2 separate regions of the Homo sapiens genome follow, and region 1 is linked to region 2. Evidence: read pairs that join two places in POLR2A ChIA-PET (ENCODE). Cell type or tissue: HepG2. All regions are shown on one strand. Links, peaks and the distances in the headings refer to the core of each region. The heading gives the core; the rest is flanking DNA.

Region 1 (5,442 bases), core at 695-4,694, 110 kb before region 2:
GAGCCATGGGACCATCCTTGGTGTCTTCAGTAGATGACTGATATGGAAGTAATGTAGCTATCAGTCCAGGCATAATGGTGACTTGGTATTTCCACTGCTTTTTGTCTATAAGTAAATCTCATTCATTTTATCATAATTTCTATTTATTTTATTGTTGTCATGTCTTACTCCCAGCTTACCTATTTATTACGCATCTGCTGACTGCCTTCATTTCACCAGCTTGCATTCTCATTATCAATACTTGGCCCAGCCTGAGTGTTGCCTCTGTCTCATAAGTTGTTAGTTTATTTACCATCTATGATTATCACTTCTTAAGTGTTTCATCCATCCCATTAGTTTTGTTTACCTCTATAATAGAATTTCATATTCTGAAATAATACAGGAAAACCACGTTAACAGTATGTCTGGAGGGGAACCTTAGATTTTACATTTCTAACAAGCTCTCAAGTGGTGCCGATGCCGCTGATCAAGAGATCACTCTTTGGAATATGAATTTGAAGTACAATCTTCTGGCTTCTGAAAGTGGCTGGCCATAGCATGTTAGGGAAGCAACATGTAATAAATTTCCTTTCCAGATGGGCTGCTATATCTGGTTGGGTGGAATAATATTCTCTGAAGATGAAATAAGGTATAATCTTGTAAAGTGCATGAATACTCTGTTTCTGGATCCCAAAGTGGATTATTATCCTTAACTCAAGGCATTTGGGTCATTAAAAAGTCACATCCTAGGCTCTTTGTGTGGTTTAAGTTTTTAGTTATAAAAAGTTGGGAGGAAGAAGTTTTTAATGGAATCAGAAATTTCATTTCTTTCATTCTTTTGCAAGTGTAAATTAATAAACTTAGTATAAGAATGGTCATATGATTTAACTTGCTTTTCTTGGATAACTTTGATGGTACAACTTTTTTTTTGTTTGTTTTTTGTTTTTTGTTTTTTGAGAGGGAGCTTTGCTCTGTCACCCAGGTTGGAGTGCAGTGGCACGATCTCAGCTCACTGAAACCTCCACCTCCTGGGTTCAAGAGATTCTCAGGCCTCAGCCCTCTGAGTAGCTGGGACAACAGGCATGCACAACTATTCCAGACTAATTTTTATATTTTTAGTAGAGACAGGGTTTTTACCATGTTGGCCAGGCTAGTCTCGAACTCCTGACCTCAAGTGATCTGACCGCGTTGGCCTCCCAAAGTGCTGAGATTATAGGCGTGAACCACTGTGCCCAGCCGATGGTATAACATTTAAATTGGATTTCCTTTTAAATTTTTATGTTTTATGACCTATGCTTCATAACCAGGTAAATGAAATATGTCAAATATTTTAATATACTTTGTAAAATCAAATAATGAAGATTTGTTGAATGAACCCCTTTTCTAAAATCCAGAGGTATAGCTATACTTTTAAACTGAACAGTGATCATTTAGTGTTTAAAAAGGGATTCTTTTGACAGCAGATTATTTCAGATGTTTACTGGTATTTATTTGTAATAGAAATATTTAAAGTTTCTTGTTTTTTGTTAATTTAATTAATTTTTTTTGAGACAAGGTCTTGCTCTGTCACCCTGGCTGTAGTGCAGTGATGCAGTCATGGCTCACTGCAGCCCTGACCTCTGGGGCACAAGTAATTCTCCTGCCTCAGCCTCCCATGCAGCTAGGACTACAGGCAAGCGCCACCATGCCTGTTATTATTTTTTTTTTTTTTGTAGAGATGAAGTCTCACTATGTTGTCTAGGCTTGTCTTGAACTCCTGGGTTCAAGCGACCCTCCTGCCTTGGCCTCCCGAAGTGCTGAGATTAAAGGCATGAGCCACTGTGCCCAGCAGTTGCTTGCTTTTTGGATCATACATACTTTGTGTTCCCTCTAAACTTTCTCACAAATGACACTAATTGTTGGGTTCATGTACTTGAAAGATAAGATGCCAAATTTGGAGGAAAATCACTTTGTGTTATGTTATCCATGTGTCGTTTACCTTGTTAACCCAGTTAATATGCCCATTACAAGTAATTTGATTGAAATCTCATCTGCATTAGATTTTTTTCTAACACTTTCTCTACCACTTGAAAACAAGTTTAGGAATTTTCATAGAGAAATATAGTTAGATGTGGGATAAATTCTGTATAAACAAAACAAACATTACTATAGATTGTTGCTTTTTATGCTGTTATCTAATTTACCTGATATTTTTCTTGATTTTCTATGCTCTCATTTGGACCTATTTTCTTTTTGTTCTTTTGCTTCATTATATTCTATAGCTATGGTTTTGAAAAGGAAGAAAACTTTTCAAGTTATGCTTTATAGTTTTTCTTCTGGTCACTTTTACAGTTTTCTCCTGGTTCTCATCTCTTTAGTTTGTGACATAGACATTTAGAGATGAAATATACTTGAAGGTAATCTAGCGTCATTTCCCAGTCACTTCAGGAAGCCCTTCAGTAGCATACTCCTGACAGATGATGTTTCAGCTTCTGCTTGAATAATTCTACCGATGGAGAGTTTATTACTTTGGAAGGTAAAAGGAAAGTTAGAAGGAGGGGCATGCTGGTGTGTGTAGGGAGGTGGTGCACTCACTCTTCTTTTTATTTAATTTTAATTTGCAATTTTTTATTAAGATAAAATTCAGGTAACAAAGTTCACCACTTTGAAGTGCACAATTCAGTGGTTTTTAGTATATTCACAGTGTTGTGCAGCCATCACTTTTATCTGATTCTAGAACTTTTTCATCATCCTAGAAAGAGACCCTGTGTCTGTGAATTGTCATTCCCAATTCCCCTTCCTTCTTCATCCTCTGGAAAGCAGTAATTGACTTGCTTTTTCTGTAGACTTACTTCTGGACATTTCTTACAAATGCTTTTAAAAAAGAATATAGGAGACTTGAAGAAGAATATAGGAGTATGGCTTGGAATATATTAAATTTAAGATATCAAAAGGATAGCACACTACAGGAAAGTCTAGAGAGCAATGGCATAAAGAATTTTCTTCTGGTTGGTGATATGGTCTAAAAGTTAAGTGGCATGATGTGGGAGCAACAAATGCTATCTGCCATTTTATGTGTTTCATAGAGAGGAAGAACACATGAAGCTGAGGAGACAGTAGGATTCAAGAAGAATGAAATGTATAACTGAGGAAGAATAGGTTTATGTGGCTGAGAGGATGGCTGAACAACTCCCTTGCGTGGGACACCGCACTTCTCTTAATGTAATCTAAAATTGCTACACATGAAGCATGAGTGTTTGATTCAGCATAGGGTTTCTTTATTTCCTTTTAGAGACAGGGTCTTGCCCTGTTGCTCAGGCTGGAGTTCAGTGGCACGATCAAAGCTCACTGCAGCCTTGAACTCCTGCGCACAAGGGATCTTCCTGCCCCAGCCTCCCAAGTAGCTGGGACTACAGGTGTGTGCCACAGTGCCTGGATAATTACATTTTTTTTTTTTTTTTTTTTTTTTGTAGATTCAGGGTCTTGCTATATTGTCTAGGCTGGTCTTGAACTCCTGGGCTCAAGTGACCCTCTTGCCTCACCCTCCCAAAATGCTGGGATTGTAGGTGTGAGCCACCATGTCCTGCCAACATAGGGTTTCTTTAAAGGTACAAGTGGCATTGATGCTGAGTTTCATCTTTACATTGGTCTTTTTATAGCGTGAAGGAATCCTGTTCCTTTTCTAATAATCTGATGCTTATTTCTATCCTACTTCTCTTATATTGTCACTTTCCTTATTCTTTTACTTTGATTGGAATTGTTCACGGACAGCTTCACTACTTTAAAATTTTTTCTCATCCTTCAATATTTCGATATAGATTTCCTGTGCCTACATGCTATTATCTGTACTGTAACCATCTATAAGATGAGTGATTTGAAGCAGATATTTATTTAGTTTACTATGTATTGTCTGTTGGAGCATATTACTATATAGTCTATATTACTATTAAATATCATTAACTAGTAATAATAATGGTAACATCGAGAGGTACTTGATATTCTGTCAGGTTGGACAAGTGTGCCTCTTGAAGCCTTGAATTTCTTACCTGTAATTGAGGCTGTCTTACTTGTAATTTATCACTAAGATTGTTTCTCGGCTTTACCATCCTGTAATTCTCTGTGTCTTAAACATATTTGTACTATACCATAATCATAAATATTTGTGCTATGATTTCAAAGAGAAAATTCTGGACATCTTTTGTTGAAATATCAAAATGAAAAATTTATGTTAAATTGTTCTTGAGAACAATAATTCTATAGATTATAGTAGAAACCTTAAAATGAGTAAAATATTAAGTCCATGGGAGCACAATTTTATAGAGTGGATTTTTAGAGCAACTTGACTTTTGAAAGTATGGGTTTAACTATATGTTAAAACACCCTGCTGAGGAAACTAAGAATAAAGAAAGAAATGTTTTGTAATATAGTTGCTGACATATTAATTGCTTCACTCACTTTTGCTCTGGAAATAGCTTCATAGCACAGTTCAACATGATTGAAATATTGATAATTTTTTTTTTTTTTACAGTTCCCGGTTTTCAGCCTAACTTACTCTTTCTCATGCACATATCCTTACAAAGAAGACAGCGAAATACAGTATGAAGATATCAGGAAATTTTATATTTTAGGAGGAAAGTTTTGTTCTTTGCTTACTTAATCTATTTCATTGGTATTTTTAAAAAGTATTTGTGGAGTTAAAACTGTTCACCAAGTATTTATGGATAATGGTAAATGAAACTGCTCACAGATCTGTTAGTCTCCTGCCCTCTTTTATAAGTCAGATGAGTTTTGTGCCGGGGAAAGCTAATCTTCCAAGTTGTTTTCCATGCCAGTTGAAATATATAGGGCTAGATTCGGACATAGAGTGGTTGGCAAGGGTCAAAAAGGTGAATAGAGTCATGACCATGAAGGTTTCTTTACAGGAATAAGCAGTGAGAATCTTGCGGATTAGGTCTTTGGTATTTCTGTCTTGATGCCTTTGAACTGGCATGACCCTATGAAACTGAGTGACCTGCATGTTGAGTCTGTTGCTGTATAGTAAGATGGTCTTTTCTCTTTTATTCACCTCGGATTTCTCCTCCAAAAATTTCTTTTTACTCCTCCTCTTTTAAAAATATGTAAGTATACAGCCTCATGGAGGCTACATTCATATCAGAAAATTGTCTAATCTTCAATATAACAATCTTAAATAGTACTCACAGTCAGAGGTACCTTTTCAGGCTTGTGAAGAGTTTTCTTTTCATGGTTAGGGTCCACAGAGGAGAGGGAAAAGCAGGTTTATTGGTTAGTTTTTAAGATCTGTTTTTGAGGCCGGGCGCGGTGGCTCACGCCTGTAATTCCAACACTTTGGGAGGCTGTGGCGGGCGGATCACGAGGTCAGGAAATCGAGACCATCCTGGCGAACACTGTGAAAACCCCTCTCTACTAAAAATACAAAAAAATTAGCTGGGCGTGGTTGCGGGCGCCTGTAGTCCCAGCTACTCG
Region 2 (4,715 bases), core at 1-4,000:
GGTGATGCCCCACCCTGCTTCGGCTCGCCCCAAGTGGGCTGCACCCACTGTCTAACCAGTCCCCATGAGATGAGCTGTGTACCTCGGTTGGAAATGCAGAAATCACCCACGTTCTGCGTTGATCTAGCTGGGTGCTGCAGACCATAGCTGTTCCTATTCAGCTATCTTGCCAGCCTCTCTTGAAAAGAGCTACATTTTTATAGTCATGTGTCACTTAGCGACGGGGATACGTTCTGAGAGATGCTTCAAGGTGATTTTGTTGTTGTGCAAACATCATGGACTTTATTTAAACCTAAATGATATAGCCTGCTACACACCTAGGCTATATGGTTTAGTCTATTGCTCTTAGCAACAAACATGTGCAGCATGTTACTGTACTGAATACTGTTGGCAGTTGTATCACGATGGTAAGTATTTGTATAGTTTAATATATCTAAACATAGAAGAGGTACAGTAAAATTACTGTATGGTATTATAATCTTATGGGACCACCCTCATTTTTGTGGTCTATTGTCAGCCAAAACCTCTTTATGCTGCATGCCTCATGTGACTGTATTTGATTTATGTATTTTGTTTTTTTGTGCTGTGGCTTCATGAATGACCTGCCTGTGTATTTACTTTTAGGTCCATTGAGTGACATATATTCGTTTTCAGGATAACATAAAATTATTTTCATTTTATTCAGCCTCACTTTTCTCAACCATAAATTTAGGGCTGTCTCATATCACCAAAGGTTCTTCTGTGACTAAAATTCTGTATTGTGATTATGGATAAATGAGTCTTTCAGGATTCAGAATCACCTCAGAAGACAATACTGTAGAGAAATCAAGTATATTTAATCATACAACTCATGTGTAATCCTTTTAGAGAATATTTTGATGATTTTAGATCAATTTAGTAATGCAAAGTTGGACAAACAGAAAGCAGCTGCCCAAAGATGAAAACTCAGCCTAGAATAACTGATATTTCTAATCAGGGGTATAAATGAAATATGAGAAATATGAAATTTTCTTTCATAAAAATGAATTCATATTGCTTACTATATATTTGGAATTAGAATAGCAATCTCAAATGCTCTGCTGAAGGGAAATTTAAAAATTAACACAACACATTTTATTAATATATTGTTCATGTAATTGCATATATTAACATGTAATCTAGGTAAGTTTTATTAGAAATCGTGTGATGGAATAAATATTAGGTAACATTTTAGGGCTAGAGGAAATAATGTGTGTTCACTTGGCTGAATAGAATGTGGAGCATAAGTGGGGAAGTTTTTGAAAAAGTGCTTTTTATGAAGTTTAAAGTTCTTAGAATGTGCATATGTTTTACTCTATTATGCTTGTTACGTAAAGAACATCCTATTTAATACATACAAACAAATTCCATAGACAGATGTTCCCTGGTGACAGAAATTAAACACCTACAGAAGTTGTTTGTAGCAGGGCTGCATTGACATAATAGCCCTCTTTGAGTGGAGCCTAAAGCAGGAAGATAGCTTAACTGATTGAACCTTGTGGTTTCACTCTTTAGACCTGCTTGGACAAACAAGGAGGTCAGTGTGAAAAGTCTATTTGCAGATTGGTCTCAGAAGAAATTCTCAGAAGTGATTTTTTTTTAAAGCCAAGGAAAATAGAACTCCTGTTTTTGGTGCATATGTCACAGCTGAGCCTTTCTGTTTGAAGAGCTTCATTTAATAATTTTTGCCTTTTGGAGTGTAGGTGCTAGACTATATCCTAGACACTGTAGCATTGATAAATGTTAACATACAGAGGCCGCGTATATTCTTTGCACCAAATACTTTCCTTGTTCACACTGTTCTGTCACAAATCTTTTTCACAGGGTGAGGAAGTGTTTTATGGGAGGCCAAGCTACTTTTTAAAAGATGGTATGAAAACATGAATTGAAATGTATTATTGTTATTGTTATTATTGTTGTGTAGTAAGTCCTAACTTAATGGAAATTTTTGTGTTCTGGAACTGTAAGCAAGTTTTGAGTCCATTGGAAGTAGACCAGATTTTGATTTATAAAAAATATTTGGAAAAACAATTAGAGAAATTGTGATTGAGATAATTGATTCCAGGCAATAGCTTATGATGTTAAAATTCTGTGCAATTACATAGAATGTATATTAAAATATTGCTCAACTGTTTAACCATCAGTGAATGAAGGGAGCCCAGAAGGTCTGTTTAGTCTTAAGTAATTACAGAAGACAACTTGTGTGTTGTAAAGTGATTTTTCCACTTAATAACTTTGGTAAAGAACTATTAGGGATAGGAGACTTATATCATGCTACTGCTGGAATTATTGTAATTAATTTTTAAATGGGAATTTTATCTAATAAATCCCAGGGAAGAAAATTTTATTTTGAAGCATGTCTTTCCTATCACACTCATTATTGGCTTTTTGGAAAATTATTTTAGACATGTGTTTGATTTCATATTTCTGATGCATATCTTAGTGAATCAAAACTGACATACATTGCCGTTTTAGTTGGCATTTACTTTACTAAATGATTGGTACATTTACTAAGTTTACATGTTATTGTTTTAAAGCGACAGCAGGCTTAACTTGAGCATCATGGCTGTTGCAGGTACTAGGGCTCTCGCCTTTGCAGTAGGATGAATATGGTAATGACAGTGCAAGAGAGATTCCAAAGACGTATATCTCATCGCTAACTCTATTTTAGCCCTTTGAGCTCGTCCTTTAGTTAGAATTTTAAGTTTCTCTAGGGTACTTCTTAGGCTTCTTTTGCTGTGCACAGTGCCCTCTCTTAATTAACAGCAGAGTAATATTGGGCAAATGTCTGAGAGCATCAATATCCTCATCTGTGAAATAGTGTTAATAACATATATCACAGTGTAGCTGGTCAGATCCAAATGAGAAATATTTAGAAAGATTTTTAATAAGTAAACAAGTGTTTAGTAAAACACTTTTTAAAAACATCTTTCAAATGTTATCTTAGTTCACTTTAATTAGCAAGTTGAATCAAACTGACAGTCTCTTTGGCATTTGGTGGTGTTCTAGATAGCCAGTAGTTACTATTCCGTTAAGTTCCTCTGAGACTGTAGAGAAAAACTGTACATTTTGATATGTTTTGTTGAAAAACATTTTTGTAATCTTTTAATTTTTTTTTTAATTTTGCACAGATTGAGATCAGGGAAAGAGACTGACATATACTTTTAGATGTCTGATTTCCTAGAGGCAAATATTTTGGACTGAGTTTTCCTGTCCAAGTGTTAGCTCTGAAGTTCTTACCATTATAATGACAACAAAGAAAAAAGAGGTGGTAACCCCAAAAAGAACAGGGAGCAACGTTGCCTACCTACATGCATAAAGCTGCCAGTAATTTGATCGACTCAACCAAAGAGATAGAAAAATTTGAAGTCAGATCCACTAAATCTCTTACTCTTCCTTTAGAAGGCATAAAGTATATTTCACCCACATAGCGTTTACCCAAGGGTGATATTCCAAATATTTAACAACCTATGTGGCATAGGCACCAAGGATTCAGGACTGGAACAGCATACTGGGCCTGCCCTTTCCTCCTGGGGTTTCGCTCTTTAGTTGTGGAGTTGTGGGGAATATAGGGCAGGTGGCTTATTCAGGGATTCTGGGAGAGGAGACTGGGAACCTCGTGTGGGAAAGGGGTAGTTGGGCCCTCTATTAAACAGCAGCTGATGGCCAAGTAGGGCAGAAACCCATGTGTGACTATTGAATATCAACCTTGCGTTTACCTGAATGTGTCTACCCAAAACTGGATTCATAATACTGGTTTTCAATTTTGTCTTATGGAAACTTGTTCTTCCTTTTGTTTACTTTAATCAGTTGTAGGAGATAGTTGAAGGAATAACTTAATATAACATTTAATTCCTAACGTTGGCAGCTGAATGTATAACTTAGATGTAACATTAAATTTCTAACATTTTTAGGAAGGTATACAGAAAGCGTTACCTCTAATAAGTAAAAATATAAGTTCTGGGAAAATTATTTAAAGAAACCCTATTTGGAATCCTTTCATAAAGTGATAATTTTAATTTATCTTGGGCATAATATTGGATCTTTAATAAAATCTTTGCTGTAAAATCAGTATTATAGAAACTGGCTAGGCACAGTGGCTAATGCCTGTAATCCGAGTACTTTAGGAGTTTCAGGTGGGTGGGATCACCTTAGGTCAGGAGTTCAAGACCAGCCTGACCAACATGGTGAAATGCCGTTTCTACTAAAAATATCAAAATTAACTAGGCCTGATGGTGTACACCTGTAATCCCAGGTACTCAGGAGGCTGAGGCAGACGAATCACTTGAACCTGGGAGGCGGAGGCTGCAGTGAGCTAAGATTGCATCACTGCACTGCAGCCTGGGCAAGAGAGTGAGATTTGGTGATTCAGTTTCAAAAAAAAAAAAAAAAGAAAAGTCAATATAGAACCTTAAATAGTATATAGTTTTTGAAGGACTAATTCATATGTAATTATGGAAATGGGAAGATAACCTTAAATTATTTCAACTAGACTGGTCCAAGTCATCTGTAGTCAGTCAGTCAGTCACTCAGCTAGTAAATGCCTGAGGCAAAACCTCGGATTTCTGTTTCCTATTATTTCTACTGTACCCTATCTGTATTCAGAAGTGATGGTCTATTTTATAATCTGTCTGCTTCAAATCACTTTGGCAACCATTATGATATATAGCCTTTTGAGATATGTAGCATGGATTTTA

The links. ChIA-PET counts read pairs that join two places held together with the same protein. Peaks named below come from ENCODE experiments on the same cell type or tissue, not always from the same donor. Only the 100,000 strongest peaks of a DNase experiment are listed, where the experiment ranks them.
Region 1: POLR2A ChIA-PET joins it to region 2 with 7 read pairs; 2 of 35 experiments call an interaction of 5 or more read pairs at or near these places.

Annotation. Positions count from the first base shown.
Region 1 is chr7:94,915,899-94,921,340 of GRCh38, forward strand. All of the region lies in intron 2 of PPP1R9A (protein phosphatase 1 regulatory subunit 9A), which reads left to right. Among named protein-coding and RNA genes, the nearest start is that of PPP1R9A, 11 kb to the left of the region's middle. In HepG2, for the core only: no CTCF peak of the experiment used is centred there; no DNase peak of the experiment used is centred there.
Region 2 is chr7:95,027,370-95,032,084 of GRCh38, forward strand. The region is part of intron 2 of PPP1R9A (protein phosphatase 1 regulatory subunit 9A); the gene reads left to right. Among named protein-coding and RNA genes, the nearest start is that of PPP1R9A, 120 kb to the left of the region's middle. In HepG2, for the core only: no CTCF peak of the experiment used is centred there; a DNase peak (open chromatin) is centred at 1,502.